Regions from separate parts of the Homo sapiens genome. Here region 2 is linked to region 1. A link is a loop called in an ENCODE intact Hi-C map of the cell type or tissue named here. Cell type or tissue: dorsolateral prefrontal cortex. All regions are shown on one strand. Links, peaks and the distances in the headings refer to the core of each region. The heading gives the core; the rest is flanking DNA. Region 1 holds the start of GPR45 (G protein-coupled receptor 45). Region 2 overlaps TGFBRAP1 (transforming growth factor beta receptor associated protein 1).

What was found. Hi-C counts contacts between places; a loop is a spot of excess contacts. Peaks named below come from ENCODE experiments on the same cell type or tissue, not always from the same donor. Only the 100,000 strongest peaks of a DNase experiment are listed, where the experiment ranks them.
Region 2: a loop joins it to region 1, with 2.1 times the contacts of the local background. A loop is called at or near these places in 6 of 110 quality-filtered maps.

Annotation. Positions count from the first base shown.
Region 1 is chr2:105,239,953-105,244,343 of GRCh38, reverse strand. It overlaps GPR45 (G protein-coupled receptor 45), which reads right to left and starts at 2,601. Exons shown (of 1, transcript NM_007227.3): 1 at 877-2,601. The coding sequence starts at 2,485. The coding sequence ends at 1,367. In dorsolateral prefrontal cortex, for the core only: no CTCF peak of the experiment used is centred there; no DNase peak of the experiment used is centred there.
Region 2 is chr2:105,292,776-105,297,166 of GRCh38, reverse strand. TGFBRAP1 (transforming growth factor beta receptor associated protein 1) reads left to right here. Exons shown (of 12, transcript NM_004257.6): 4 at 657-811. Among named protein-coding and RNA genes, the nearest start is that of TGFBRAP1, 35 kb to the left of the region's middle. In dorsolateral prefrontal cortex, for the core only: CTCF peaks have their summits at 1,864 and 2,070 (motif pointing right); a DNase peak (open chromatin) is centred at 2,136.

The DNA.
Region 1 (4,391 bases), core at 216-4,215:
GAAATGAGAAACGATCAAGGTCAAATGACTAGTTCCTGATAGAGTCAGACCTGGAATCAGATTTTCTAAATCTCTCCTTAAATTTCCCACCCTCTTCAGATCTGGAACAATAAAGAGAGCTCAGTGGGCTCAGTGCTATGCCCTGGACTCAGGACCCTCATATGCCAGTGTGGGGACCCCTGGTGGTGGCCGAATAGAGCACAAGCAGAGAAGCCCCCTTTGGGCAACTTCACTTCTGGGATCTGGTCCCAGTAGGTAAACAGGATGGCAGCAGTGGATCTGAATGAGGTAGGAGGAACACAGAGACCAGTGGGGACCCCGAGAATTGGGCTCGTTGGTGTGGCACCTGCAGCGGGTCCAGTGCTGAAGTGGATTTGGTGGGTTGAAGGGCTCTGGAGCTCCAGGGTGTCCAAAGGAAATGTGTAAACTAAGCCCAGCCTGCTCACTGCTGACACTGAAAGCAGGTCACTACAGATGCTTGCTCAGCGGGTGAGCTATAGCACACTGGATATGGATGGGAGGAAAACGAAGGGAGGCAGGGAGAGGGGTGGAGGAAAGAGGGAAGGGCCAAGGGGCTCTCCAGCAGACAGGGAGGCCTAGTGGCCTCAGGGTGCAGGGACGGGGTGGGCCCAGCAGGTGGGGGGCGCTGGGGACATGCAGGAGTTCCCGGATGTGCTTCTCACTTCAGCTGGGCTGCCCAGGACCTTCTCTGGGCTTCAAGCCTCTGAGGCCTCCCATGCGTCATTGCAGGGAGCTCAAAGCACAGAGGCTCACTCTGCTTCCCCGTGTGATTTTGGTTTCTTTCTAGAAAAGATACTTAGGCATGGGAAGAAATGCACATCTGATCAACATAAAGAACCTCATGTGAGTCCCCACACACCACAAACATCAATAGCTGAAGAACCCTGGTGTCAAACAAAATGAATGAACACCCAGGAGCTCACACCTACTGGGGTTTCTCAGGGTTTCTCTTGAGCAGGTGCAGAGAGGGCTCGCAGGGCAGGTTGAAGCTCTTGTGACTGACCAGTCCTCCTGCCCCACACTCAACCAGCTTCATTCCCTGTTGCCCTCCTCCTCCCTTTCTGCCCAACTTCTGCACTCCCCAGCCCACTCCATTTTTGACTTAATGACGTTGCAGTTCCCATCAGCCCCATATTTGGCTCTCTGCAAAGAGAAACAAAAATAATTCATCGTGCCAAAATTTGAAATTTGGGAGCTGCAGCTCATCTGATTACAAATGAGTACCTTTGTGCTTAAATTGCCACCACAAAGTGCAGACTATGACCAACATGCCAGGGAACAGAGCAGGACAGATCCACCCTGGGACTGGGGCTCAGCTGCCCCTTCTCTGTGGCCCCCTGACCCCCTAAACCGCAGACTGGTTTTCATTGCACACGTAGACTGTGCTTGGCTGGATTCTCCTTCGGATCCGCTCAGGCACTTTGGGGAGGATTTGGAAGGTCTGGGGCAGCAACTCTATGCAGGCCTCGCGGAATTTTTTGATTCTCCAGCAGTAGACGATGGGGTTGAAGACGGACTTGAGGTAACTGAGCCACAGGACGCAGGTGCTGGTGGCGTAGAAGGAGGAACCGCAGTAAAAGCGCTGGCTAAACACAGACAGGAGGCTGTAGACGGAGTGGGGCAGCCAGCAGAGGGAGAAGCCCACGAAGAGGATCAGGATGGTGGTGAAGGCCTTGGTCTTGAAGCTCAAGTCCACGCTGACCTGTTGCTGCCGCTGCAGGCGCCGCAGGCCCGCCCTGGTGAGCTGCCGCAGGTCCAGGCTGTCCGACTGGTTGTGCACGCGCACGGCGTTCTTGCGGACCGTGTTGAGGATGCACATGTAGGCGCACAGCATGACGCCAAAGGGCGCGAAGAACACGGCCACCACCAAGGTGACCACGTAGGCGCGGTCAGCGGGGAGCTCCGTGTAGCCCAGCACGCACTGTGGGGCCCGCGCCGGCACCTCCACCAGCGTCCAGCCCGTGAGCGAGGGCCCCGCGATGCAGAAGGACAGCACCCAGGAGACCGCGATGATCACCTTGGCCCTGCGCGGGTTCAGCTTGTCCTGGCGCTGGACGATGATGAGGAAGCGGTCCACGCTGATGATGAGCAGGATGGCCACGCCCTCCAGGACAAAAAACCAGTAGAGCGTGGCTGAGAGGCGGCAGAAGTGGTCCCCAAAGTGCCAGCGCACGGTGATGAGGGTGACGGCGGTGAAGGGCATGCAGCAGAGGGACAGCATGATGTCGGAGAAGGCCAGGGTGGCCAGCAGCAGGTTGATGGCCGAGCGCATAGCCGGCCTCTGGTACACGATGATGCAGACCACAGTGTTGCCCAGGAACCCCACCACGGTCATCAGCAGCATCACTATGGCCAAGGAGATCCTGAGGGGTGCGGGCAACTGGGTGGACCCCGAGTCTGAGGCGTTGCTGGTGTTCAGCAGCAGGTATGTGTAAGCCTCAAGGGACGTGCTGTTGCAGGCCATCGTGGAGAGACCCTTGGAGCTGGGACAGAAATGGCCGGGAGGGCTCCCCTCAGCACTTGGGTGGCTGCCATTCTTTGTCTGCTGGCTGCATCTTCCTGGATGTCTGTGGACCTCTGGGGCACTGGAATGGTCTTGGGGAGAAATGTCCGTCTTTGTGAGCACTAGCTGGGATTTGCGATTCATGGATCACATCCTAAGCATCTCTGTGGAGAGCGACTCTGTGCACAGCTTCGTGCTTGGACCCTCTGTAGTGGACAGCAAGCAAAAGTACAAAAGAGAAGGGGGTTAGAGTTTCCAAACGCGTTGAAGAAAGCACGCGTTTAAGCTTTACAGGTGTTTCTAAACAAGTTTATTTACCACGTGGGACAAAGCTTGATATTCACAAATACTGTCTGAGTCTTGTCAAGCAGCCCAGAAAAACCTAATCAGCTATCTTCTGAGGAAACTGAGGAAGTACACTTTGTAGTTAGTGTTTATGTAATAACTTGAGTTTTCAGCAACCTGTCGGAATGAAGCCTTGGTCTAGCCAACTAACGTTAGAATCCTGCTCCACAAGAGAAAGGTTTTGCTTGTTTCATTCTCTGCTATCTCCCAGTACTGACAACAGTGGCTGGCATGCAGTAAGTGTCCTTGTTGAGGACACTTGGATGCTTGTTGAGTAGATGAATAAGTGATAGTTGATGCTGCTGCTATAATATTTGTTTAGCTTTAAAAAACCCCACTTCATCGAGGAATGACTGACATGTCAAAAGCTGTACAAATTTACATCTCAATATACCAGAAACCCATCACCACCAAGGCCAAAAACATATCCCACTCCCCCTGCCAAAGCTCTCTCCTGCCATTTTTCTAGTATTATCATTTTGTTTTGGTGGTAAGAATACTTCACCTAAGATCTGCCCTCTTAGCAAATTTTAAGTATACATTTTTAAGTTTTAATTTTTTAAAAGAAATTGTAAGTCTGTTTGTTTAACTTTATTTGATAAGTGTAAATTCACATGGATAAGTGTAAATTCACATGGAGTTATAATAATAAATACTATGGTGAAATTCTGTGTGTCCTTCACCCAGTTTTCCCTAATGGTAACATCTTGGATAACTGTGGGGCTGCTATACTATTACTTCTGGAAGCACAGACTGGGAGAAGGGAACTTTCCCCAAAGGTAAGGCCTTTTAAAATACAATGTTAGCTGGGTGCAGTGGCTCATGCCTATAATCCCAGCACTTTGAGAGGCAGAGACAGGAGGATTGCTTGAGGCCAGGAGTTCAAGACCTGCCTGGGCAACATAGAGAGATCCCATCTCTACACACACAAAAAAATGAGCCAGGCTTCCATCTATAGTCCCTGCTACTCAGGAGGCCGAGGCAGGAGGATTGCTCAAGCACAGAAGTTCGAGGCTGTCGTGAGCTAAGAAGGTGTCACTGTACTCCAGCCTGGGTAACAGAGTGAGACCCTGTCTCTTAAAAAAAAAGTAAATGAAATGAGCTTTTATTCCTTACATTCTTGATAAACTTGCTTTCACTTTCAAAAAGATAAATATAATTTTAATTTTGTCTCACTGATGTGGCAAGAGTGTGTTCAGTAGCTCAGGTCTGAAGTCACATCGCCTGGGCTGGGGGAAATCCAGCCTGCGCCATTTATCCACCCTGGACATCTGGCTGTTGGATGCACCTCTTCTTGTAAGAAATTTCTCTTTTCTAAATTCCTTGTGGTCATTGTTACAGATAACTCACACTGAGAGGAATGTGGGCAATGTAAGAAGCCAGGAGGCCTCAGAGCAGGCTTAGAGGACCTGGGAGTGGCAGTGTCTTGGTGATGCTATACTTCAGTTTAGACCCAACCAATCCTTGGTCTTCCTTCCCAAACACACCCAGAATGGGTTCATCTCTCAGTGGTGGGCACCAG
Region 2 (4,391 bases), core at 100-4,099, 53 kb before region 1:
TGGAAGCTTAGTAGTAGGAGCTAGTCTTGGACTGCAGTTCTGACTCTTCCACAGACTACCTGTGGAGGGGCTCACAGGTAAAATGAGGATGGCAGTGTTGACCATGGGCCAGGTTAACTTGCAGGATTGTGGGGAGATGAATACATTAATGGCAAGACTTTGGAGGTATTTTTGGTTGGCAGATGAGCATGAAATATTATCTCATGCTTCAAAATATCACATTAAAATTTTAATTTTATATAAACTAACTTGGAGGGAAAAGAATGTTTTAAAAATGTTGTGTATTCTTATTGATAATGTTCCCTGATTGAACTCTGCATCTTCACTGGACTATGTATTATGCGTTTACTACACTGATTTTACATTTACCAGCATTTCTCAGTAAAAAAAAAAAAAAAAAAAAAAAAAAAGGCAAAAAAAGAAAGCAAGATATTATTCTTTGGAAATGTCATAGTAAGAGTTTGCCCTTTTCTGACAGTTGACAGTGTGGGAAAAAGAAAAGCATTATAATTTATAATTTTTGTAGGAATTCCTTTGAGAAAACTATGGTGAAGTTGTTGAACAAATCAGGTAATGATCCAGTTTGGGGAAAGCAGTGTGTTTTTTTGCAGGCAGTGTGTTTTTTCTCTTTCCAACAATGCTGAATTTCTTCACAGGAAGAGTGATCGTTGCCACAAGTAAAGGAGTTTACATCTTGGTTCCATTACCTTTGGAAAAACAAATACAGGATCTTCTAGCAAGCCGCAGAGTAGAAGAGGCTTTGGTTTTAGCAAAAGGAGCCCGGAGGAACATTCCAAAGGAAAAATTTCAGGTTTGTAATTAACTGGTCACAGAAATATGCCTCTAAGTCACCAGTTAGAGGACATTCAGATTTAACTAACATGCATCGGCCCTTCCTGTGTACCGGGCTGTACACACTGCTTTTATATCTGTTGTTTAATTTTCTCAACAAATACATATTGTGTAGATAAGGAAACAGGCTTTAGGGCGGTCAAACAGCTTGTGACTGAGAAGGCACTGCCAAGAGTGGAGAAGTCAGGCTTCTAACTTGTGACTTAATTCTGCTATTTTAGATATAGGCTTGTATTTCTAATCAACTTTCCTCTTCCGTGGACCTTCAGAGAAGGATCAATAACATAGTTCTTATAAAGCAAAAGAGTGAGGTCAGGTTAATTTGTCTCTGAATTTAGAATTTGTATTTGTCAGGAAGGGGTTGAATTAAAGTTTAGATTTCTATCATCTGTAGGAAAAGCTTTACTAAACATATTGATAACCATTTTGCTAACTAAATTGGTATTGTAGGAACCCCATCTAGTTGATTTCCTTAGGAGAACTTTTTTTTTTTTTTTTTTTTTTTGAGATGGAGTCTCGCTCTGTCGACAGGCTGGAGTGCAGTGACGCGATCTCGGCTCACTGCAACCTCTGCCTCCCGAGTTCAAGCGATTCTCCTGCCTCAGCCTCCCGAGTAGCTGGGAATACAGGCGCCCGCCACCACACCCAGCAAATTTTTGTATTTTTAATAGAGATGGGGTTTCACCATGTTGGCCAGGATGGTCTCGATCCCTTGACCTCGTGATCCACCCGCCTCCGCCTCCCAAAGTGCTGAGATTACAGGCGTGAGCCACCGTGCCCGGCCAGGAGAACATTTTTAATGCACTTAAGAAACACTCATTTTAAATATAATTTGGTATAATAAATGCAATTGATATAAATCGGGTCTCCTAAAAACTGTTACTTGATGAGTTATTAGGTTGTACAGGTTATTCCATATTTGAGGGGAACAAAACATAATATTGCTATGTATGTGTGCTTTGTATGAATATCTAAATTAATAATGAAAAAGTTCTTAATATTGGTCAGATTTTAGAGAAGACAGTGTAATTGTTGTGGAATGATATGTTCTTTGGCCTCAGGTGCTTTATGCAGAAAAGGGTAGATTCTGAAAATGAAAGAAGACAGGTTGTGTGATTTATGGTTGTGGGCTGTGAAGGTGAGCAGGACCTCTTTTCTACATTTAAACGTTGATAAAGTTTTCATCTTTGTTGCTAACTTTTGAGTAAGACTGATCTACTAGCATTCAGCAGGGGGCAGCAAAGGCAAAAAGAAGAAAGCTGCTGAGCTTCTTGTGCCCTGGAGGGGAGGGTGCAGACCAGAGGCAGATCGCCAGTCCCAGGCCTGCCACTGCCGCATGTGCTCTCAGCCCCTTCTCCTCTCCTGCAAGCTGCTCTCGGTGGATGTGTGGAAGTCCAGGGGGGCCACATTCCAAGGTTTTCCAGCTGCCACTGTGGAGTATTCCCTTCTTGCACACACACCATGTGCACATTTTAAGCGTGTAGCATTTTCTTACAGAGGCTTTCAATGCTGTGTATCTGATTTTTGCTCTTTTCTTCCCTATGCTTTTTGCCAGGGTAGAGCTACACAGTCAGTATTAGAAAATATTAGTCATCTTGTTCTCCAATCTGGTATCTCAGGGTTTTTTTGTTTGTTTGTTTCTTTTCTAACCTGCTTCCCGCTTCTCCCTGTATTACTGCAAGCTCCTATCTCCAGCCCTGGAAATACACCTTCAGAATTATCTCGAGTTCACCCATTATTCTCAGTTCCCACTGTTACTGCTGGTATTCAGACCATGCTCACTTTTGCCCACGTTTTTAACAGCCTCCTTGTGTGATTGCAGTCCATCATCCATGCAACTATATGGAAATGATCTTTTTCCATTACGGACCGAGTCCTTTGCTTAAAATACTTTAGGGGGCATCTCGTTGCCCAGGTCAAGTCCACAACCTTGAAGCATGGCTGACCCCACCCTCTTCTGTGGCCTCCTTGTCTTTTACACACACACACACACACACACACACACACCCTCACTCCTATGAAGCACATGCCTACATTCTACATTTCTGCCTCAAAGGGTGGAAGACAAAGAGAACAAACAACCAGTGAGCCGGATAGTATGTCAGGAACGCTTCAAGGCATTTAAAAACATTTGTTGTTTTAACCCTCAAAAGAATTCGGTAATGACTGGTACAATTGTCCTCATTTCACAGACAAGACATGGCAGATCAGCCATGCCTCTGGGCATCAGGCTGGCTAAGTCAGGCTGGCGCTTCCCACAGGGCCCTTTACCCTGCAATTACTGGAGGGTACTTCTCTACTCGAAAAAATAGTTTTGATACCTCGCATAAATATCTCCTCTTCACTAAGCCTTCCCTTTCCTCTGGGCAGAGCTAAAGACTTCTTACCTCATGCACCTGCGATTTGTGGCCCATACCATTTATCATGTCACCCCTCAGCGCCATACTTCTCCCTCCCCTAGGTCCTGGGTAGGTTCTTCCCTTTTAATACCAAGGAAAGAATGAATGAGTAATTCAGAGCTTCCAACTGGCCTTCCAGCAGAGCTGTGATATAATGGATTGGCAGCACGGGGTTTTTGTTTGAAATAGAAACCTTAAACAATAAAACAATATTGATGCAAAAAAAAGGTTTAGAAATGACTTTTCATAAATGTGTATGTTTTAAAGGATTATATTCAGCTCATATGGTTAACTACATTGCTTCTTTTAGTCTTAGAGTGTTTGTGACCACATGCTAGACCCTAAGCTTAGAGAAACCAGGAAGGGAGAGGATGAGAAGCTTGAGCTCAGTAGACTTCTTCACCATTGCACTCCTTTCCCTTCATTTAAAGCAAGGGCTGGTTTCGCTTCTCTGAGTTCTGAATTAGCAAGGGGTTTGTCAAGAAGTTTGACTGTGGGGCTGGGATTAAGGATCGTTTCTTCAGGAGATCCAAAAGGGTTGTTCAGAACTTTAGAAAGCAAGCCTTAAATTATATTACAGTTTAGAATGCTGTATTTAAAATAAGAGACAGTAAAGGGACATCTTGCTTTATAGACAAAGATTTGTGTCACACACACAAAATATTACCTGATTTCTGTCACATAATATGGATGGTGTTTATATTTAAGCTTGGGCTCCGATAGATTTTTTTTTCCATTTCATCTAAAAACATTTCAATACATGTCTCTAAAAGCACGGATGCCCCCTTTGAAATGTAACCGCAGTACCATTGTCGTCATTCCCCCATATCAGCACTGATTCCTTTGTGTGCTGGGTATCTGGTCAGTGCTCATATTTCCAAACTCGTCCAGTGAATGTTTTTGCTTTTTTTTTTTAATCCTTAGGGAAAAATCTCGCTAGCCTGTACACTCAAATTACTGTTTTAATGTCACATGGGATAGTTCTCCTCTGTGTGGTTCTGCCACCAACTCTTACATATGTAGTTAGGTTCATTTGTTTCATTTGACTTTTGGTTTTTTGGGGATTGCTTTTTAAAATTTAATTTGTTTTATAATTTTATAAAATATTTACATAGCTCAAAAGTCAAATCAGTAAAACAA